Linked DNA regions of Homo sapiens: all the other regions are linked to region 3. A link is an interaction called in ENCODE POLR2A ChIA-PET data of the cell type or tissue named here. Cell type or tissue: OCI-LY7. All regions are shown on one strand. Each heading gives the region's core, and the rest is flanking DNA. Links, peaks and the distances in the headings are about the cores only.

Region 1 (7,798 bases), core at 2,295-4,794, 100 kb after region 3:
CTGACATCTTCCCCATGATTAAGCATCTTCCTCATGATTAGGGATTGGTGGGAGTCACTGAAGAGCCATCAAAACTATCACCCACCAGGAAGGATTGGCTGACAACTGTGAATAGCACCTAAATGAAAGCATGGGGAAGGTCTGTGGTGGTTTCGTGGCTTTGGACAGGAGCATAAATGTGAAGGCTACTGCACGTTGGTAACATACTCTCCCAAAGAACGTTTGTGCAAATATGCCTCAGCCATGGAATCATACTATAACTACTGAACCAACTAGTGAACCCACTCATAAGACTGTCACTCGCATAAGCTCTAAACAGAGTGCCTAAGTTACAGTGTTTCTTTTAGAATTATACTAATTCGATGAGTTTCAGACAGTATTGTAGCCTTCCTAGGTTACAGTGATTGTTGCTGTGGAACCATTACATTTATGTGCCACTCATTTGGACAGAAGCGCTCTTGGTATTTCAGAGCTGGAGGGGGTGATTAAAACTGTGATCTTATGCTGTTGGTCTGGGGAATAGACAAACTAGGAGGTAATGAGTAAAATGAGCCCATGCTGATTGGTTTTGCTGAATTTGCGTTTGTGTCCCTGTAGTAAGCAGTCATGTCTAAAGACAGTAGAATGAAGAAAGAGTTTTAAAAAGCAGCGTCTTTCAGGGGTACTTACTTCTGAGATAGTGTCTTATAAGTTCAGCAATTTGCAAACTGCTTTCTATTCAAAATTGGAATACCACTAAAGTTTTTACCCAAATGTGTAGTTCTTGGAAATGAAAAATTTAAACACCATCCAAAAGCCTTGCAGTTTTCCCATGGGTACCACTGCATCTCTGAATTTGGAAAGCAAGATAAAAATAACACTACTTAAGATGCTCTTCACTCTTTTGTCACAACTAATTGCTACGTGAAGTCACAAATCCTGAGGGCCAAATTTACATTGGCTCTAGGGATACCACGGTGAACAAGAAATAGCATGGTACTCTTTGTGGTCTTTTACTAGAAAAGGAGAAAATCCCAGAAATTCTTCTTCATTATTTGGCTGTTAGATTGAGACTGTCTCTGGAATAATGAAGTGTCCTATCTCATAATGGAGAGACATGTGCAGAATAGAAAGAAAAAGAACTGATGAAGAGAAAAATGCAGACAACTAAAACATAACATGAGCAGCATCCTGAGTTTGAAGTGCAAATTTTATTTAATATAAAAAGAAAAAAAGAGTATAAAGAGAGTTGCAGGGAACTTGTGTACAGTCAAGAGTTAAAGATAGAAAATACAATGAGAAAACAGACTTAGGTTTGGGAAGGTGGTGGAGACAATGAAAAAGTTTTGTTTGTTTGTTTGTTTTAAATGTGCTTCAGAAGAAAAGTGGGACTGAAAAACAGGGTAGTTCATAGATGTAGGTGACAACTGAGAACAGAAATTGCTCTCAAAAAATTAACAAGAAACAAAAGGAGGAGAAAAGTAAAAGGGAGAGTCAAGATTTCATTCAGTTAAATAATCAGGTAAATCACATTCTTGGAAAAAGCAGTTTGAAATTTTTAGGGTTATTTTGTTTTTTATTTAGTTTGTCTCCTAGAAAAACTGCAAAGAAATGCTAGAGCTTTCAATAACATATATGTGTATGCTTTACTTGCCACCTTTCTTTTCTTGCCATCTTTAATCCAAATCTCCTTTTTCTTTCTGTTTTCGCCAAACGACTGCTTTCTACTTTCTTTTGTATAGTAAAGAAAACAGATAATGCTATAATTTGTCTTACTTTCCATCTTTACAGAAAATTCTAATAATACCAGTAGTTCTTAACTGCATAACAAATGTAAATTTAAACACCAAAAATCACATAAAATACAAAGTGCTAAAGCAATTACTGCAAATGTGCTGAACAAATTCCTTTTACTGTAACCTCCTAGGGGATAGAGAGAACCTGGCCATCTATACCGTTTTTGGGAATGTGTAAGATTTTTAGGTCTAAAAATAGCATGATTCTTATTATTTCTCTTAATAATGTTAATTTTTCTCTTAATCCCAGTGTTATACTTCTCATTCTCATTTTTGTAAATGGAATAATTAGACCAATTAATGAAAGAAACACATGAACATTTCCATAGAAACTTTTTTCAAACTAATATTTTCAGAACAGCATGTTCCACAAGGATTCATCCATGTGACTCCTCCCACTGATGTTAATAGACATCAGACAATTAAGTCCTCGTGTCACTCTTTAATAACTCACCCCTCTGCTTTTGGAAATATAATAATGCAGACACCCAAAGTATAAATCATGTCCTCAGAGCTGTCAAGTGTAACAACTTTTGCATTGCTTCTCTTAGTGTTATTAGTTACACCTATTTCCTCAAATAAAAATTACAAAGAATAGTGGACTCTAAATATTAAAATGTATGTAACTTATTAGGAAAATACATCTTTTTAAAGAATCATCAACTCTTAGAGAAGGCAAATTAAGGTATAAAGACAAAAATCCTACTGTTTATAAATTAATGCATCTTATTGGTCATACCAGTATTCCACATTCTTTCTTCAGCTCTGATGCTCCTTCTCCCCATCTCCAGCCAACCCCAAGGAGCAAAAAAATCAAGGTGAAGAACAGCAGAAGCACAAAGAATGAGAAAAGCGATATTTGAAAAAAAAAAAAAAAAACCTTCTCAATTACATTGACAATTACATTAATCAGTCAAGCTAAAAATATTGAATTCACTGTCAACCCTTACTCAACTGCTTTGGTTAAATAAATTTGTAAATTCCATTAAGGTACATTTTGCCCCATCCCAAATGTGTTTCAGAACAACATTAAAGAGGCAATAACCTTATTTCTTACTTGGAGCTGTTAATACTAACAGCTCGCTATTATATCAGAAACATTACTTCTAAAAGAAGGAACAAAAAAACTAAACACGTTACTATTTATTGAATTTCTATGAAGAACTATCAGAAAAGAAATTGTGGCTTTGGTCTCTTTTCAAATATACATGTTCCACAGATAATCATATCTTCCTGCCAGCCATGCCACTAAGTCCATTCCACTATTATTCATTCAAGAGTAAACTGAAATGATTGAAGGAAAGAGCTGCCAGGAGCAAAGGGTGATAGGGATACATTTTCACAGTCTGGTTATTTTCTGCCATCCGAACAACTGAAATGAGCTTTCATGGAAGTATTCTTATTTTAAATTTGTTGAAATTCCCAAATCACTAGGCGTACCAAAATTGAAACATATTATACCTTTGAAAATTTCCCAAAAGGTCTGAGACATATTCCTTGGGTGTTTGAACTTTGAAACACAAAATGTGTATATTCATATGTTGACATGAATTGATTTGTTAGGCTGTCATTCTATTCTATTTCATAATATTTAACCACAGTTTTGCTCTTATTTATATTTGAATTAGATGGTTGAGAGATTTCTGTTTTAGCCTTTTAAATATTCACACAACAACTTTACCTGAAGCACCGTATTTTCCACAAGGGAAAAATAAACCACCAAGAGATCTGGCTAAAATGAATATTCTCTCTTTCTCTCTCTCTCACTTACACACACACACACACACACACACACACACACACTTCCTGCCATACCAAAGTGAAAATAGGTACACATGTTATTCATGCATTTATGAGTGTCTGCTATGTTATAGAATCACATTATATTCATATGCTTTCTTAAAATTTGGATTTGTAAACATTAGCATATTAATTCTAAATACTAGCTGTAATTCACAAGATTAGAAATGTTGACTATGAAATATTAGAATTGTGCCTAATACAAATAATGTGAAATAAAATAATGAATTTGGGTAGGTCCTCTCCCTTTGCAACAACTTGTATATGAGCTGGCAATGAATAAAAATGTACTATTTATTACATTGCTTTCAAAACAGTAGACCAGTAGCGCCAGCATCACCTGGGAGTTTGCTAAAAATGTAGAATCTCAAGACACTCCAGAGCTTCTGCACTGAAATGCATTTTAACAAGATCTGGGTTTCCATGCACATTAAAGTTCTAGGACCCTGGTTATAGTAACCTTCTCATCTCCCATGAGAGGGCTTGGGGATAGCATTTGCAAGATGTTTTTACGAATCTTCAGAGGCTTAGAGTTGATTTGTGTACAGAAGAGCTAGAGGGAATTGAATAACTATAACTGAAGAGTTGAAAGGCATTTTGAATTTTTGTTCCAGAGGGAAACAAAAACTGGCCTATTTTAAAGTTTGTATTTCTGACAGGCTGACCCCCTCCAACTTCACAATTCTTCACCAAAGAACTCTTTAAACATACATCGTTTCCTCAGATGTAGAATACAGGATTGATTCAATGGCATCTAGATCCAAAAGGTCAGAGTGCTGTCTGCAGATTCCTGATTGATACTGTTATCATAGTATCAGTCAGCAAAATAAAACAAACAGGATATACATTCCCTGACCTGGTTTCCTCTTCCCTCACCATTCTTTCCTATATCTTTTATTTGCATGTATTTTTAGTTCATTGCAACCTGATTTATCTGCATCCATCGTTAGCTTCCCCAATTAGCTCAACAAACAAGAGGCCTGTTGCAAAGGCTCATTTCCACCTTCTCTATCTGGGAAGAAAAAGATCATACTCTGACAGTTGGAGAATCTCCAGTTCTTTTCTTATGAGTGGGGATAGGTAATGACGTATTTCCAAATTATTGAGATACTGTTTCCTCTTATTTGTGTGCTCTCTTTACAACTTGCAGGTATTAGATGGTTTTGAGTTTACATAGGCAGAGTAGACTCTGACAAGTCAGACTTTGTCAGACTGAATAAACTTGCTGAGTTTCTGAAATCTGTATCTGTCATTAATTCTGTAGGTGCTAAAGTAGCAGAAGACCCTCTCTGGCTCTGACAAGAGAGACTGCATTGGACCAGAGACTGGCCTTCTAGCCTCACTTTCCTCATTTAGCAAAATTAAGTATTTAAACTCCATTTATATTCATAGTACTCATATCTCATTCTGGCTGTTGAGCAGACTGTAAGGGATAGTCCAAAGTGAGGTTTATCTTAAATGTAAGTGAAAAGAGTGAGTAAAGACATTCCAAAAAATTCCAAAGACTTCCACTATTGTCTTCCGTGAGAAATTCCAATTCTACTACTGCAAGGCAGATTGGAGTATCGCTTACTTACTCACGCAGAACAGAGGTACATTAAATCACCATAAGAAAGCCCCATAAAAGCTGCATGGGTTTTGCAATACTATGCATTTTTAGGATTTCTTTTTCATGGCCTCCTTCTGAACTGTAATTTCAAAAGTAAAACATTTTAATGGAAAATGCTCTATGAAACTGCTTTTTACCCAAAATGAATCATTCAGCAGATAGTTGGGAGTAGGGGAGGGTAGAAGAGAAAAGGGATTTTATAAAGCAGAGGTGAGACACATCCCTACAGTTTCAGAATCCATATCAAATGATTTGCTGCAGTTATAATTTAATTTAACTTAAGGTTCCCTCATGCTCTTTTTTACCCTCTTTACTCTGCTATGTAGCTGTCTTGATTTCGTATTGTTCTATCTTCACGGCATTCAAGAATATAGACCCTCCTGGTCTATTAGGAAGGCAGATTGTTGAACTGTCCTTTGTAAACGGTCAACTTCATCACTCCTCTACCTAAACCTAAAGTAGTATTACTGGCATTAAGCAACAGGGCTGAAAGCCTGGCAAGTGAGAGATGCGGGCAGAAGCTTATAGGAACAGCTCACCCAAAGCCCAATCACTGTTCACAGGACTTTCACCTTCCAGACTATTTTTATGAAATGTTAACTTTTTTTTAGGTGATAAAACATTTCTTATTCAATTGCAAAAGGAACTAAAAGATAGCATGGTCTGAAAAACCAAGTCCCTCCTCTGTCTTTGCATGTCAGGGACACTGGAGGCAACTTTTGCCTTGAAATTCATTCCAGGGCTTTAGAAAGTCTTATGGTGGGGTTGTGAATATCCACCTCTCAGCAACTGATGGAACTGTAAACATAAAAACAGAAAAAATACGGAATACCTGAACAACAAAATAAACCAACCTGATTTGGCTGATATATATAGACCATCCCACCCAACAACCACAGAATACCCAGTGTTTTCAAGTGCTTATGGGACATTCAACTAAATAGGCTATTTCCTGGGTCGTAAAACCACCTCAAAAATTTTATAAGAACTGAAATCATACAGAATATGTTATTTAACTATCACAGAATCAATCAAGAATCAGTAACAGGAAGACAAAAGGAAAATCTCTAAACACTGGGGCATTAAGCAACACACCACTAAATAATCCACGGGCCAAAGATAAGGTCTCAGAGAAAATTTAAAAATATATACAAATGAATGAAAACGAAAATACAGCATATCAAAATCTGTGGGACACAGCTAAAGCAAGACTGAAAGGGAAATTTATAGCATTAAATATTTACATTAAAAAAGAGAAAAAAATCTCAAATTAAAAATCTAACTTCTTATCTCAAGAAACCACCAAAAAAAAAAAAAAAAGCGAAATAAACCTAAAATTAACAGAAGGAAGAAAATAATAAAGTAATAAAGATAAGTCAGTAATCAGTGAAATTGAAGCTAAAACAATATAGAAAAATCAATGAAACAGAGCTAGTTCTTGGAAAAGGTCAATAAAATTGATAAATCTAGCAAGGCTGACAAAAATAAAAAGAGAGAAGTTAAAAATCATCTATACCAGGAATGAAACAGGATATCACAACATATCCTGAAGCTACAAAAAGATAGTAAAGAAATAAAACTATCAATTTTATACTCTTAAATTCAGCCACTTGGAAGAAATGGGCGAAGACCTTAATGATCACAAACTACCCAAACTAAGCAAAGATTAAATATATAATCTGAATACTATAATCATAAAAAATTAACTCACAATTTAAAATCTCCAGAAATTATCTTAAAATACAAAGTTAAAAAAATGTTTCTGAAAATCTCTAGGGTCAAATGGATTTATTGGAGAATTCTAACAAACATTTAAAGAAGATTTAGTACCAATTTTATACAATCTCTTTCCAAAAATAGAAAGGGAAGGAACACTTTCCCATTCATTTTATGAGGCTAGTGTTACTCTGACACTAAACCAAACTTCTTCCCCCAATTCCCATTTAAGAACACACATAGAACACACATAGGATTTTATAAGTTCCTTTTTTTTTTTTTTTTTTTGCTTTTAGGAATGACCAAGATTTTGGAGAGCCGAGAATGAAGCTAAGTATATTTCTTTTTAAGTCAAACTTCATAGGAAATTTGGAGTTGGAAACCATTTAAAAGGAACTCTTTTTTGTTTTCTTTTCCTTTCTAGTGTGTGATTTGAATGTAAATGTCTCAGCTGCTTTCTGCCATTTGTTGTTATTGATCATCTCTACAAAGTGATATGGAACCCCAAGCTCAGTAGGGAGGCAGAAGACCAAGGCTCTTATATTTTCTGCTTTTAGGTCAACCTGTGTACTTGAACAATTAACTAAATATTACCTGCCTCTATAACATGGGCATGCTGGTTTATTTCTCACATGCCAGTTTTTATGCAATCATCCATGTTAGCATATAAAGGCAAAACTAGTAACCATGTTTAAGTTGTTCCAATAAAATGCTTAACACATGGGCTTAAAACCAGTCACGTCTGGGTGCTTTTCCCTACACAGTTAACCTTGAGACCCAGGATAATTTATTTCACCTCCCTGAGCAATAGTTTCACCTATCTGTAAAGAAGGAACGGTGTATTTCCCTTGCAAACTTGTGGTAGTGATTAAACTAGCCCACTAGAGATCCCGAGTCA
Region 2 (7,798 bases), core at 2,295-4,794, 200 kb after region 3:
GGAGGAAATGGAAAGAACCATGTAAATGCAGATATTTAAAAGATTTTTCAGTAATTTAGAAGTGATACCTCATGATTATTTATTAAACCACCTCTTGCTTTGCTCTATGTCAAAAAGGGGAAAGAAGTCAAGGTCCAAAAGCTGAGAATCCCTGAGAAGGATGCCAGGAAGGCTTGTCAGGGCTAGAACATTGATCTGTCCCTTGGCAAAGCCTCTCATGCTCTCCCTATGCCAGCAGATGGTGCAATGCACACCTGTGACTCTTGTCATAAAACAGCTCTCTGATGTTTTTATTACAAGAACTTATGTGACTCTTTACACACCCAGGTGTCATTGTGGACCAATGTCTTTTGACTGAGCTGCTCCTGAACAATACAGTGCTTTTGGTATAAAACAGGAAGCCCCTCCATCAGTCAGAACAACACACCAGCCACCTTTATTCTCTAAAGGTTTTCTCCTTTTGAGAAACTCATCTTACAACATGTGATGAATTACTGCTTTAAACTTGTATATTAACCAACAAAATGAGATTCAACCCTTTACTAACAAATCTCCTAGCTCTCTACCGCCCACTTTTCATGATCTGTTCCTCCTCTGTGTTCACCTTGATGTCTCTATCAGGCTACACACCTGCACTCCAGCACTTATCCTAGGGCCTTGAAATGATATGAGAGTCAGGCTGTAAGTTCACCAAGGGCAGGGATTGTGCTTTGTTTATCTCTGGGTCTCTAGGACCCGCCAAGATGTCTAGAATACAATAGGAAATGAATGCATGTTTCTAAAAATGTAAATGTCTTCTATAAATGTCTTCTAATCATCTAAACCCAGAAAGGTGTATTAATTTTTCAATTGCTTAAAATATTAACTATTTATATTATATTCATATTATCATATTTTAAAATGTGTTTTGAAGGCATAAATTTAACCAAAAAATCTGAGCTTGTGTGCTGTGTCTACATGAAGAACACAAGTGTTTGTGGACTCTGTGTGCATTCACAAGCATGTATGTATGTGTGCTGGGACGTAATGTTAAAAGTATTTCTTAAAATGGGTCTGTGTAAAAAATGTTGCAAGAATAGATGACATCGTGTTTTCATATCTATTTGAAGAAAAACTTGCAATATACATAGCTCATGTCTTGATTATCAAAGTCAGCAAGAGAGAATATGTGCTGTGTGGGGTTCCCGCTGTGAAATCCAAACATTATCTGTGAAATTCAAAGACTTTATCATTTAAATATGAGGATTGATGCCTCTGATGAAGATAGAGCATCTTAGTTAAAACAAACAAATGATTATCTTGGACAACAGTGTAAACAAGACCCTAATTCATGAAGCTGCTAATTGCTCTTCCCAGCTGCAGAAGATTGGCCTGCACTCCATCTCTCACTACTCACACTGTGAGTAACATTTGTACACTCTCTCCTGAAATTCAGCACAGCACAGGTCCAGCCTTACACATCAGAGCCTGGGGGCCAAAAAGGGGTCAGTTCAGAAAAGAACCTAAAAGGCAGCTACTTAAAGGAATTAAGTGCTTCATTTTATAGACATGTATTTACTTCTATGGCTGTGCTGGCATTAAGCTCATATTTAAATTACTTTATTTCCTCACAAGGCTTATGGGTATGTCATCAGGAGAAAAACCTTGGCACCAGTCTTTGTAACCAAGAGAAATTGATATTGCATATCATTTTTAGATTTTGAAAGTAAATCTAAAAATTGGTACCTGGATAACGATCATCACAAACTCCCAGAGTTGTTCATATTTAATTCCACTTAAATACAGATATCTTAACTCATAGCAAGCAGATAATAGGTATCATGTTTTCATACATTATTTCATGTACAAAATGCCAAAAAGAACACTTTACACATAGTGTTTTTAATCCTCACTACAACGAATCATTCACTCATGGAGGGAAGAAGAAAGAAAGAGAAAGAAAGAAAACGGTTCAGAAAGGATAAAATTCCCTGCCCAAAGTCAAACTGCATAAAAATTATTCAAACACAGTTCTCAAAAACCCATGCTTTTTCCACTGCCTGCCATCACCATGCCCAATCTATGAGTCTGGAATGTGTTCACCAAGAAGGGAATGCAAGACTCACCTATATAATCATGGGTACTGATTAAAGAAAGATGCCAAACCATGTAAAAACTGTATCTTTTATCACAAGAGAGTATTATTCCAGTTATCACTATCCAGAAATGTGCAATTACTTTTTATCAGTAATGTTGCTTCAGATATCCCACTAACATACAAAAGTGCATACTCAACATTTGATTCTCTAGTAATCTTAAAACTGAGAATCAAATTAACTATAGAAGCCCCTGTTACTGTAGAGTGGATGCACGACCACTGGTCCAAGGCCCAAATGTTGTCATATCTGGGAGAGCTATTTCTAAGGTTTATGGAGCCTCACCTCTACCACCATGCTAGGATTCGGGCTTGGAGATTACTTTGAGGAATGAAGCAGACCAGAGGCTGTTGGAACCTCAACCCACAGCTGCCTTTAGGACTAAGTCAACTGAGACTATCTGCATGGACTCTGAAGCTGGACATCAAGGGCTTGAAGACTGACTCCACCACTGACTCTGAGAAAGTTACCAAATGTGTTTGTGCCTCAGTTTTCTCATCTGAAAATGCAAATAATAAGGGTCCCTACCTCAAAAGTGGCTGAGAGGATTAAGCACATTAATATACATAAAGTACTCAGAAAAGTACTTCACACAGAGTTGCCATTATAAGTGTATTAGCTATTAACTCGTTCACTGAGAGAAACATATGCATTTTTTCAACAGATGTTTATTGATATCACCTGATCAGATCCCTGGCTAGAATTAAACTGCCAATTCTTCTGGAGACCTGATCTTCCAGACATTTCTAGAGACCTTAGTGTCTTTAAAAATTATAGCTACTTCAGAATGGTATGGGCTTCCTTCAGAAGCCACTGGGCTCTTTAAGTTGTGAATGGATGGCAATTTCTGAGGGCGTGTACATATATGTGGGAGGTAACTGGATGAAAGTTCTAGGCTGTCAGTTTTTCACAGTTAGTCTAAATGAGAGGAATAAACGTGTCCATGAAAATCATTTTTAAAGCAGCAAAGTTTACAGGAAAGGATTCTAAGAAAAATACCGAATGAGAAAATAGGGGAAGGGTACCAGGGGTAACACAGTTAAGGACTATGTCAGTCAGATTTTTCCAAATTCCAAAATTTGCCTAGGATCTCTGCCTGGAAAAAATGGAATTAGTACCATTTTTGAAGAATGATTCTCATAGAGATCATATCTTCTTATCTATTTTGTTTGAAATAAAGCATATTTTATTTATATAAATTGATACTTTTACCTCATACAACTGCAAATTCAGTTACTTGATGTAACTAAATGGTAGTGTAATTCTGCCTTTTTTAATTTTAAAACTATTATACAGTAAATTTGACTTTTTTAGGGGCTGTATGGTTTTATTAATTTTAACACTTGTATAAATTTATATAACCACCATCACTATCAGGCTACAGAACAGTTCCAGTTTTTTAACTTCCTCATACGACCCCTTTACAGTGACACCCCTCCCTTTGTCATATCTCCTAGCAGTCACCAATCTGCCCTTTGTCATGATAGTTTTATCATTTTGACATGTGATATAAATGGGATCATACAGTCTGCAATGACTTGAGATTGGCTTCTTTCACTCAGAATAATTCCCTTGAGACCCATCCAAACTATTGTGTCGATTAGTAATTCACTCCTTTTTACTGCTGAGCAATATTCCACTCTATGGATGTACTGCAGTTTATCCACCTTCTAAAGGACATTTGAGCTGTTCCTAATTTGGGGCAATTAAAATAAAGCTGTTATAAATCTTTGTCTTCACATTTTTGTGTTGACAGTTTTAACCTCTAATGCTCACCAATTTTTATTTTAAAATTTTCCTTGATTTTTAGAATATCCAGTCTTGTGGATTAGGGGATTATTATTATATCTCAGTGGATTTTGTAATCCTACACTGGAAACTCTTAGTACACACAATCTTAGAGAGAAATTTGTATTCAATAGTCATTCAAAACAGAGACTGCGTAACTCTGTCTAGTGGAATCTACTATCCTCATCTACTCCTTTAAAAATATGTTTTAAAAATAATTTTTAAATGAAAGTAAATTCAAAGTTATTCTAAGATTAGTTTGTTTTGAAATTTTATAATATTCCTTTGTTTTTAGATTATAAAATCTCAATCATGCAAATTCTACATTCTGGCAAAAAGTTTTATGTTTTAGATCAGTAGTTGTCAAATTCTGGTTCATGTACTGGCAACATCAACATCACTAAGAACTTGTTAGAAATGCATATACTTGGGCCCCATCACAGACCTGCTGAATCCAAAAATTCTGTATTTCAATAAACCTTCAGGTGATTCTCATGTATATGATGTTTTGAGAACTACTGCTTCAGAAATAACTCTCCTATGTGATAAAGAAGGAGGGCCACCATCTGAGATTTCCCCTTGAGGTGACATAAGAAAACTCACATTTACTTCCTTCTGTAATGGTATTCACTTAAGGAATAGGATGGCTCATTTGTGTTAAAATATGGGCCCTGAATCACCAATTGGCATTTAAAAGACATACAGTACAGCTCATTTTAGTCACTGGGGCAGAGCTATGAAATCAAAATCTAAAGTGTACAGAAACCCCTGAGTCCTCATTTGAAACAATAAATTCATCATCTTACTCTCTATTACTATCTTGCCATTTCATCAGCTGTGACGTGCAGAGAAGAGGGGTACAGGCAAGTTTCCACTCTTCATTGATTCTCTTCTATTATCCTAGCCTTAATGGGATATTGTTTATTAGCAATGAAAAAAGTGAATTCAGAAAGAAAAAAAGTAGAAAATAAGCTAGCCTGGAGCACCCCATCAGTCATAATAATAAAGATTATTCTTTTTATAATAAGAAATCTCAAATATATACATATATAAATGTAGATATCAATATACACACATATATATTTATCAAAGAGTATGCACATTTATTTTCTGTTATCTCTGCAGAAATATTTCTCAAAAGTAAAATAAAGTTTATTTCCTTGTCATGGGTTAAAACTTACCGGAGTAAACCTAGCTAATGCATATGATGAATTAGGTTAAGAAGTTTGTAGCAATATGTTTTATGTACATAATGTAAAATATATTGATATAAAATAAATCCTTATATTTACCTATAAATATTATTTCTAAGATTTTCCATTTCATCAAGTTAGGTAAATGGGAAAACAAAGAAAATTATTTTGGTTGTTAGTTTACTTCAGGTCATAAAATAAGATTTAATATTTAATAAAAATTAAGCATTGTCTTTAAATTTCTCTTTCCAAATGTTTTAACAAAGTCACTACCTTTGACAAATAATTAATAAACATGTTTATTATACCTACTATGCTTAACTTTTATTTAATGGTAAGGCTGAAACATCCGTTATCCTCACCACTTCCTTTATCTGAGAAACTGACTCCTTGAGGGTAGAAAGATAAAAAGGCCACCCTGATCCTGCACATCTGCTAAAAGCAACCGTCACCCTCTGCCAACAAACACTGAAAGCACAGTCAAGGAATGAGCGTGTGCATTCCAGGTGTTTGGTTTGCTTGGCAGAAAACAAATTGAGGACAAACAATCTGCGAAGAAAGCTCACATGGGCTAATTCTTATATAAGTTTTTCAGAAGATAATTGCAGGAGAAACGTATTAGTTAGAAAGGATAATTTCATGCTCAATATCGGTAAATTCCATACCTTTGTCTATCTGGTGTTACTTCTCCCCCATGGGGCAGAAGACAGGTTGTAAATAAATAATGTAGTGCCTTTCCCTGAGTTTACAGAGGAATATCTTAGAGCACGTATTTGAAGAGCAAGGTAATATGCCTTAACTGTAAACAATCACAAAAGAGTAACTTAAAACATGCACTTAAAAGCTCAAACCATGTGAATCCATTAGGAAAAAAAATGAAAATGCAATTTTCCTTTAAACTTCACTCATCACTTAATATGCATCTTTAAAACCATTTTTCATCTATTTTATCACCATTTATTTTCTGAAAAAATAATATTTTCTCTTAATCACTTATTCCTAGGCATCTGTTTGTTCTTAAGTGTGAATCACTGGGTCCCCTAAAGAAACCTCACTGCTTCAAATTAAGATGGGTGGTGAGTGCAAATATGGATTTAGATATGCCGTAGTATTTTTTCCTTATTTTTTTACTTAATTATATATCTTGTTGACACTTTATAAAAGCCAATGCTATAGAATGTGACAACCCTCCAAATTTATTTTACTTTTCTTTTCCAGTTATTCATGGACTGATACAATATTTGTGACTCAAACCACAACTTTACAGTATTTTCAAAACAAATATTGATATACATACAATTTCAGTGTACATATTCTTAGAAGTTTCAATGTTTTAATGGATAGTCAGTACATGTAGAGAAAGCAGGAACAAGCTATCATTTCTATTATGTGGCAAGTATTTTATACGTAACTCATGAAGAAAATATTAAACTCACAATGGTTAATTAACTTTGCTAGGTGAGTAAGAGGCAGAGATGGAATTCAAATTTAGATCACCATGATGTCAAACCTACCCCCTTCCTATGACACCGGGGGAGAGTGTGTCCCAAAGATATGTAAAATCAGGAGCTGATAGTCCGTGGCATCATTCGTGCCATAAACGGCAACCACAAGTATAGATCTGTGAAGCATGCAGACAAATTTCCGTGTACTTTGCGGCAGTTTCAAAAATTAATTTCCATGGCCTTCTTTGTCATGGCTTCACTATACCTACTTCCCTTAGCTCCTGATTCTTAGTTAGATGATACCCAGATGAGATAATTGAATTCTCTGTTTTGTGTGGCCGTTACATATTACAGGGTAATTCATATTACAAAGAAAAAAATTAAGGATGAAATAACTTCTTTCATTCTTCCTTCAACAAGAATCCCTAAATATATCATAACAGAGATAATGTCACTGCTATGACTACAGCCAAAAAGTAGATAGGTATGGACATTACATAGGCACACAAAGTCCCTTTCACACAGGAGGGAGTTTATAAATATCAGGTAACATTTACAGTACAAGACAATAAAACAAATTATTTATTTGAAATCACAATGCCACATGTAGCTTTTGATCAAACATAATCCAAAGGTAAACTCAAAATCAGTAGAAGAATACTGACTTTTCACTTATCACTGTCCCTGCGCCTTCAGCAAATAATACTCACAAGGCTACAGAAATCTTGGATTTCTATACAGATAAGAATTTTTGCCTGGAGAAACAAGGTAATTCAGAGTGCAGAAAGAGCAAGCCAAGTGAAGTAATTCCCGCAGAGCAGAACAAATGGCACAAATGACCTAATCAATACAGAAATAAGTACAGATTTCCTCCACAAATGGCCACATGGTAGCTTCCCTAACAAGTTCAGAAAAACATCACACTCCTTTCATGTAGATCTTCTTTACCATTTATCGATGTACCTCATCAGGAATACCTACATTTTAGCTGTCAATTCAATATATTAGGTAAATTTACCCAGTAAAATATATAAGCCCATTCAAGTTTGTAGGTCTGCTTCTGTCTCAATGCTGTAAATGCCTTGGCTAACAGTGCAAACTGTTTGATCCCTGCTTAAGCCTAAGGATCCAATCAATAAATGATGAAACAAGTGATATCTCCTCATCCTTTCTTAAAACATAAAAAACAGTCTATTTTCACAGCTAGATCAAAACAATGAGGTAATGTTTTCAGTGA
Region 3 (7,798 bases), core at 2,989-5,488:
CCATGCTGGTGTGCTGCACTCATTAACTCGTCATTTAGCATTGGGGGGGAGGGACCTAAAAATGTGTGTATTCCTTATTCATATTTTGTATCCTTTCAAATGAATTATTTATAAAAGACTAAACATTTTATTTTGTCATTTCCTAAGTTCAGTGTCTTTAATTTTTAGGCTGTTCCTGCTGACTAGCTTATATCCCTTATTTTTCTGGGTATTTCATGAGTTTTCTTCCTGTGAGCTGCTAATTTTTCCTGCAACTGTATGCATGCACATTTTTTGAGGTCTGGAATAATGTGAGTTTTTCAATAGAGAACTTTCAAATGCTCTCATAAGATGCCCTAAGGGACTGCACTTTAAAAACAACTTTAAATTAAATACATGATTTAATTACTTTTACGTCACTCCCACAGTTTATTTGTGTTTACTCTTAGTAAAGTGCCTGCCTAAGTCCTTTATCCATTTTTCTACTATATTCCTTATCTCTTTCATATTGAGAGTCTCACAATTTTAGATAAGAATACTATTTTGATGCCATATTTATTTGTGTCATAAATATGACACAAATATTTTTTCTAAGTTTGTGGTATGTCTTTTCATTTTGTTTGTGGTAGGTTTTCAGAGGTGGCATTTATTTCTTTTAATGTAGTCATATTATTATTTCTCTACATTTTGTTTAAGAACTACTTCTCTTTTATGTTATACATGTATTAATAGTTCATATTTTTCTAATGTTTTATAGTTTTGCCCTGCACTTTTAAGCAGTTTATCCACAAAATATTTTTGTGAAAAGTCAGAATTGTAATTTGTTTTTTCCCCATATGTATAACAAATGTAGAAGACACTACCCATTGAGTAATCCATCCTCTACCCACTTATCTGCAATGACAAATATAACAAGGATTATAATTCTACTTTGCCATCAGTCTGTTCTTAGAGTTCTGCTCTCTTCAATTTGGTCTATTTGTTTATCACTAAGTCAAAATTACACTGTTTTAATTGGTAGCCTTTAAAACAAATCTTTATATCTTGTTAATAAATCTTTGTTTCTTGCTTCCCACCTTGTTATTTTCCTTCATTATTTTGACTATCTTTTGGCTTTGTCTTCTCATATACATTTTAGATTAAGTTGTCTATTTCTGTCAGTCATCTACTGTCTTTTCTATTGGCGTTAGGTTAGAATGAAGAATCAGAATGACATTATGCTAGCTATTCCTCTAGTATTTCCAAATTTCTACATTTAGAAATTTAAAGGAGGGAAAGTAAAGTTATCATTTTTGGGGCACGTGTTTCTTCATTCTTATTTTAAAACATAAAACAAAATCAAACTATGTAATAAATACTTTATATTGTGTCTTTGCCTACTTTTCTATCATATTTTCGTTTCCTATCTCCATGATTTGATTCTTTCATGCATTGATTATTTCATGCATTATTTGATTCATGCATCGAGGCATTCATGGGTACAGTTTACCTGGGTCAGAAGTTTCTATTTGTCTACAAGTAGAAACTCTCAGATAACTCTTTTTCCCCTCCATAAAAAAGCAACATTTGATCTTAAATTACTGAAGTGTATGGCTAAAACATCTAAATTCATTTGATGTTTAGACCCTTCCCAGCAAGGGCTTAAAAATAAAACTTTAGATGAGGAATGGAAATGCAACAATCTGTTTAAATTAAGAATCTCCTCTAAGAATTTTAAGGGGACCTACCACTCTCTGAGATGGATCTTGCTCAAAAATGAACCCTAATTTATTACTTCCAGTCCCGGTTTTTCTGTTGCTCAGTTGGTACTGAGGGCTAAAAATAGCAACACAGCAAACACCCAAAACACACAAAGTCTAACAATTTATGCTGCCAAAATGTAGAGAGAAAGTAGTACAAGAATATTCAGCAAATATTCAATCTCTTAGGGAATTAAAGGAAACATTATTCTCAATAACAGATTATCTCTAGGTTGAAAATGTAAAACTTTTTTTAACAGCTTCAGTCCATCTTGGAACTTGGATTTTTGCCCCCTTCTATTTGTGGCATTGACATAGCTCAGCAAATTTTTGTCTCAGAAAAAATTGAACAAGAGTAATTCTATTTTTTTCTTTCTGCTTTACAAATACAGCATAAACTTAGACTGTTACTTTCAGAAGTCAAATTTACAGATTCAACTTTGTACTACTAATCTTCCTTTTAAAGTTATATTTGTATCTACATTTTCAGCCAATATTTACTGTGTGCCTCTTCTGCGTCAGACATATCTTTAGGTACAGCATTAGAGAGAAAATACAGACATAATTTCCTACTCCTAAGGGGATGCAGCTTAATAGATGAAGACATTCAACCTTTGGCCCTTATCTATTCAGAATTGGTTTTTGAGTGATGCTTTGGGGGAAATCATCTCCTGATACAGAAAAACAAGAAGAAGTAATGAGACACGAAACACAGTGTGCACCTAAATTCATTTTAAATATACTTTAGTGAATAAGACAAGCTAGACAACTCTAGCTTCTGAAGACACATTGAGATTGAGTCATGGTCCCAGATTCTACTGGGAGAGATAGCTATCTAAACAGATTATTTTAATATCATATGATTAAAGGAAGCTCCTCACAACTTAGATTGAGACAAGTAAGATTTCACAGAGTAGGTAGCATTTGAACTAGTAAAATTATACAGTGAGTTCAGTAAAGACAAGATTTTCCATGTGGACGTTTTATGGGAAAAGGGGGAATTACACTAGATTTTACTTAATGATGAAGAGTGAAAGTCTAGAGTAAGCATTTTGCTAAAAATAGATTTGTCTTCATTGATAAATACTTCAAACAGCACTTGACTCAGAAATGTACCCAAACATTCTGTCTCCAATGAAGGAGAAACTCACTTTTAAACCATTTTTCATTTCAAATAACATTTTGTAGCTGTCTTCTAGTGGGTATGAACTGTCAACTCTCATTCATGTTTCCTTCCTTCTTGGGGTCTCCCTTTCATAGATATTGAGATCCTATAACCAGTAAACTTTTCCTAAAAAGTGTGAAGATCATGTGCAAACTGGAGAACATATGAGTCCCTTTGCTATCACATTGCTATTGATTTTATTTAAATAAATAAAACTTTCTACTTCAAAGAAGAAAGCTTTGATCACTTAAAGTCCCCAAGAAGGCTAAAGGTGGCACTGAAGTTGCCTTTCTCTGGGGATAATAAGTATAATTGGCTCAGTCACGAAGAGCACCTGTAGCATTAGAGCACCTGGTTAGCTACATGGATCCAGCTGTCCTTGACACCCCACTTTATGAATTAACTGAAAAAGAAAAAAAGAGGTAGAAGAAGGCAAAAGAGTCAGAAGGTAAGGATCAAAAACAGAGGGGTTTAGATGACAGTGCCAAAATTACATCTGGGGGAAGAGTAACACTGATTTGGCATAGATTCATTGAGAAGACTAAACAGAATCAATTTATAGCAAGCCTTTTATGAACTCTTTTAAGCTCATTTTTGTCTCCACTCAAATTATTGGCATGTCCTTGCACAATAGTCAAGAATGACAAATACCAAACAATTAATCAAGCAAAACTATCAGCATTTCAAAATGATTAATTTATGTGATACAGAGAAACTGTGATATACCAGGCATTGTAGGTAAGTAAAGCAAGCCCTGTATTGCTAATGGCTTACAACTGGGTAGAAATCAAGAGAGATTACTCATTCATTAATTTAACAAATATTTATTACACCTACTAAGTACAAGATTGTGTTTTTATTAATGAGTAAATAGCAGGGAACAAAAACAATAGGTTTTCTGCTTGTGATAGCTTATATTCAAATGAGAAAGAAAGAGAAACAATAAACATGTAACCAAGCAATTAAACACATACATAATATATCTACAGATAGTGACAAATGTTAGCGGGGGAAAAAAGGGAAAGAAAATGACTGGGTAGATGTACAGGAGGATACTTAAAATTGAGTGGACAGAAAAGTATCTTTGGGAAGAAGTTTGAACTTTGACTTGAGGGATTAAAAGCGATCATTCACACAAAGTACTAGGGAGACTGTTTCAGGCAGTCAAAGAAGTTAGTATGCTAAGAGTAAATTAGTTTGGCATGTTTGCAGAACAGAAAGAGGCTACAGTAGCTGAAATTTGGTAAATAAAGGAGAAAGTTTTATAAAAAGTTCAGAGAAGTAGCCAGGCATCTGGTCATATAGACTCTACATTGTAGAGTCTGGAAATACGTGATTAAAAATTTAGATTTTCTTCTAATTGCAGAAGCAGACAGCTAATGGTTTTAAAAAAGAACTGAAATGTTGTCAATTACATTAATAAAAAATGACTCTAGCTACAAAGTCTAGAAGAGACCATTATACACGCACCAAGAATGGAAGCAGGAAATCAATGAGGAAGTTGTTTTAGTAATTCAGGCAGAGTAGATGATGGTAGAAGTGACCATGATAACAAGCAGTTAGAGTGAACATGTATTTAGAAAATAGTGTAGCTAGATCTACTTGATCTAGTGCAGATAGATCTTGGCTTTGATATGAAAGCGAAAGAAAAAAGAGGAACCAAGAATAATTCTTTTGTGGGGAGCAGGCTTAAAAATCAGGTAACGATGTTATGATGATGGCATTTACAAAAAACAGGCAGATTTTAGAAGGTGCATTTTTGAGGAAGAAAATAAGAATTTTGTTCTGACATGTTCAGTCTGAGATGATTGTTGCACATTTAAGAGATATCCAGTAGGCAGTGATCATATATCAATGAAGGTGATATTACTGGGAGATAGCACTTTGAGAGGCCATTTGTGCATTGAGGGCATATGAAGACATATGTCCTAATGAAAAGTTTTTTGCAGTATTAAAAATTAAATAACTAGGGGCTTCTGGTTCTGAAAAGAGATGGCATAGACTCACTTTCCCTCCTCCTCTCCTCTAAATACAACTGAAAGCCCTAGAAATAATTCAACAGAAAACCAAAATATAACTCTGGGTAAGAAGAAGGTGAATTTATTAGGGATATCAGGACTTGAGGAAAGAACACGGTGAGTTCTCTGGGTTTTTGTTTTTTGTTTGTATTGTGGATTGGAGACTGGAGAGGTTTGGACTGCAATCCAAAACCACCAACAGTTGTAGACAAAATGATCAAACAAATAAGAAAACCTGGCTAAAGAACGGGAAGCCGAAGCACATCAGAGAGCCAGTGGGGTGTTTCAATCCCTTCTTCACAACCACACACTGGCAGTATCTCCAATTTACCCATAAAGTCACAGGAGAATCTCCAGTGGAGCAAATAAAGTCCACAGTGGCAGCGAGGACCCTGGCCACTCCACAGCCAGATCTCCAGCCAGCGGTCTAATTCTACCACAGCAGCAGCAACAGCAACAAGAGCAGCAGCAGCAGCAAAATCACAGTGCAACTATCCAACCCCTGTTCCATAACCAGCTACTTGTGGGTAGGGTCATCAGCCCAAAAACGTAGTATCAGAGAAGCTTAGCATCTCCAGCGAGTGTTATAATGAGACCCAGGTCCAACACCTCAACCTCTACAATAGCATTGCAATGGGTCTGAAATCTAAACACACTGGGGTTGTAGCTCACATAAGCAAACCAGAATTTATGCCAGAACAAAACTTAAACTAAAGCCAGACTAAACCTAAATAAGGCAACTGCATGCTAAAATACAACACTGAAAAAGGATCAAAAGTATTCTAATATAATGAGCAAACGATATGAGATATACTAAGAACAAAGGACCGAGAATCACAAGTTCGGTGACAATAGACAATCAACTGATGTCAATAGCAAAGTAAATCAGTGGTGAAATTGTTTGACAAGAATTCTAAAGCAGCCATCATAAAATTCTTCAATAAGCAATTATGAATTTTATTGAAAATGATGAAAAAGAGATCTCATTAAAAATTGATATTATAAAAATAATCAAATAAAAGAAAGGCAAAATATGATAGCCAATATTTAAAAAAAATCTGGATACTCAGTAGCAGAGAGGAGAGGACAGAGTATAGCATCAGTGAGTTTGAAGACAAAGCAATGAAATTTACTCAAAGAAAAAGTAGAAAACAAAACAAAACAAAAAAAACAGTGCCTTAAGAACCTGACAATAAAAACCAGTTCAACATTTGCACTGTTGATTAGTCAGGAGAGAATAGAAGAGAGTGTGAGATGGAAAAATATTTGAAGAAATAATGGCTTAAAAGTTCCCAAACTTGCCGAAAGGCATAAATCTACAAATTTCAAAAATCGGGTTAACTCCAGATGGGAAAACCTAAAGAAATCTAAACCAAGACACATCATAATTACACGCTAAATAACTAAACACAAAGAAAAAAATAGAAACAGCTAGATAGCTAGATAGACAAAATTATAGAAATAGATATTACCTACAGAGTTACACCAATTTGAATAACAGATTTCTCATCTAAAATCATGGAGGCTTGAAGTAAGTGGCACAGATTTTTAAACTCTGAATGACAAAAAAAAGTCAAGGTTGAGCCTATATCCAGCAATACTATCCTTCAAGACATCCTAAGATGGATAAAAATTAGAGAATTTGTTGCTACCACATTGACCATTAAGGAATGGCTAAAAAAAGCTCTCAAAAAATAAAAATAAATAAAAGCAGGAGAAGGTTGGAAACTTCAGATAGGAAAGAAGAATAATGTAATGAATAAAACTCAAGGTAAACATAATATACTGTCACTTTATGAGTTTCTTAATTTGTATAGGCCTAGCTCATTTTATTGTGCTTTGTTTCATTGCACTTCACCGATACTCCATTTTTTTTTACAAATTGAAGGCTTGTAGCAACCCTACATTGAGGGTCTACTGGTGCCAGTTTTCAAACAGTATGTTCTCACTCCTTGTCTCCTCATATTTCAATAATTCTTACAATATTTCGAGCCTTTTCATTGTTTTCATGTCTATCATGTTCATCTGTGGTCAGTGATTGATCTTTGATATTACTATTTTCATTGTTTTGTGGTGCCACTAACTATGCCCACATAATATGGTGAACTTAAACAATAAATGGTGTGTATTCTGAATGTTTCACTACCTGTCTATTACCCTATTTCTCTCTCTTCATTCAGGCCTCCTTATTTCCCAAGACACAACACTATTACTTCATTCATAAATAACCCTACAATTGTCTCTAAATGTTCAAGTGAAGAGAAGAGTTACATGCCTCTCTCTTTAAATAAAAAGCTAGAAATAATTAAGCTTAGTGAGGAAAGCATATATAAAGTCCAACAGATTTTAAATTGGCTAAACCTAAAATAGAACACACCATAGTACAATATAATCAAACTGTCAAAAGTCAAAGAAGAAGAGATAATTTTAAAAAAGCAGGAGTAAAGCTACTTGTAATATAGAGGAGAGTTTCCATAAAACTTTCAGCAGATGTCTTAGCATTCACCTTATAGGCTAGAAGGGAGTGAGATAGTATATTTAAAGTCTTGAAAGAAAAAAAGCTATCAATGAATAATGTAATACCTTGCAAAAGGCATACTGTCCTTCACAAATGAAGAAAAGATAAAGACATTTGTAACAAATGAAAGATTAGAGAGATGTCAGTCAGAATGACTATTATTAAAAAGTCAAAAAACAACAGTTGCTGGTGAGGTTGCAGAGAAAGGAATACTTTTACACTGTTGGTGGGAGTGTAAATTAGTTCAATCATTGTGAAAGACAGTGTGGCAATTCTGCAAAGACCAAGAGGCAGAAATATCATTCAAACCAGCAATCCAATTACTGAGTATATACCCCAAAATATATAAATCATCCTATTATAAAGATACATGGACATG

What was found. ChIA-PET counts read pairs that join two places held together with the same protein. Peaks named below come from ENCODE experiments on the same cell type or tissue, not always from the same donor. Only the 100,000 strongest peaks of a DNase experiment are listed, where the experiment ranks them.
Region 1: POLR2A ChIA-PET joins it to region 3 with 5 read pairs; 2 of 35 experiments call an interaction of 5 or more read pairs at or near these places.
Region 2: POLR2A ChIA-PET joins it to region 3 with 6 read pairs; 1 of 35 experiments calls an interaction of 5 or more read pairs at or near these places.

What each region holds. Positions count from the first base shown.
Region 1 is chr3:35,748,822-35,756,619 of GRCh38, reverse strand. All of the region lies in intron 19 of ARPP21 (cAMP regulated phosphoprotein 21), which reads right to left. Among named protein-coding and RNA genes, the nearest start is that of MIR128-2, 8.2 kb to the right of the region's middle. In OCI-LY7, for the core only: no CTCF peak of the experiment used is centred there; no DNase peak of the experiment used is centred there.
Region 2 is chr3:35,652,439-35,660,236 of GRCh38, reverse strand. All of the region lies in intron 1 of ARPP21 (cAMP regulated phosphoprotein 21), which reads right to left. Among named protein-coding and RNA genes, the nearest start is that of ARPP21-AS1, 4.4 kb to the right of the region's middle. In OCI-LY7, for the core only: no CTCF peak of the experiment used is centred there; no DNase peak of the experiment used is centred there.
Region 3 is chr3:35,853,899-35,861,696 of GRCh38, reverse strand. No RefSeq gene overlaps it. Among named protein-coding and RNA genes, the nearest start is that of MIR128-2, 110 kb to the right of the region's middle. RefSeq lists a silencer at 4,451-4,500. In OCI-LY7, for the core only: no CTCF peak of the experiment used is centred there; a DNase peak (open chromatin) is centred at 4,496; H3K4me3 peaks cover 1,117 bases; H3K27ac peaks cover 1,395 bases.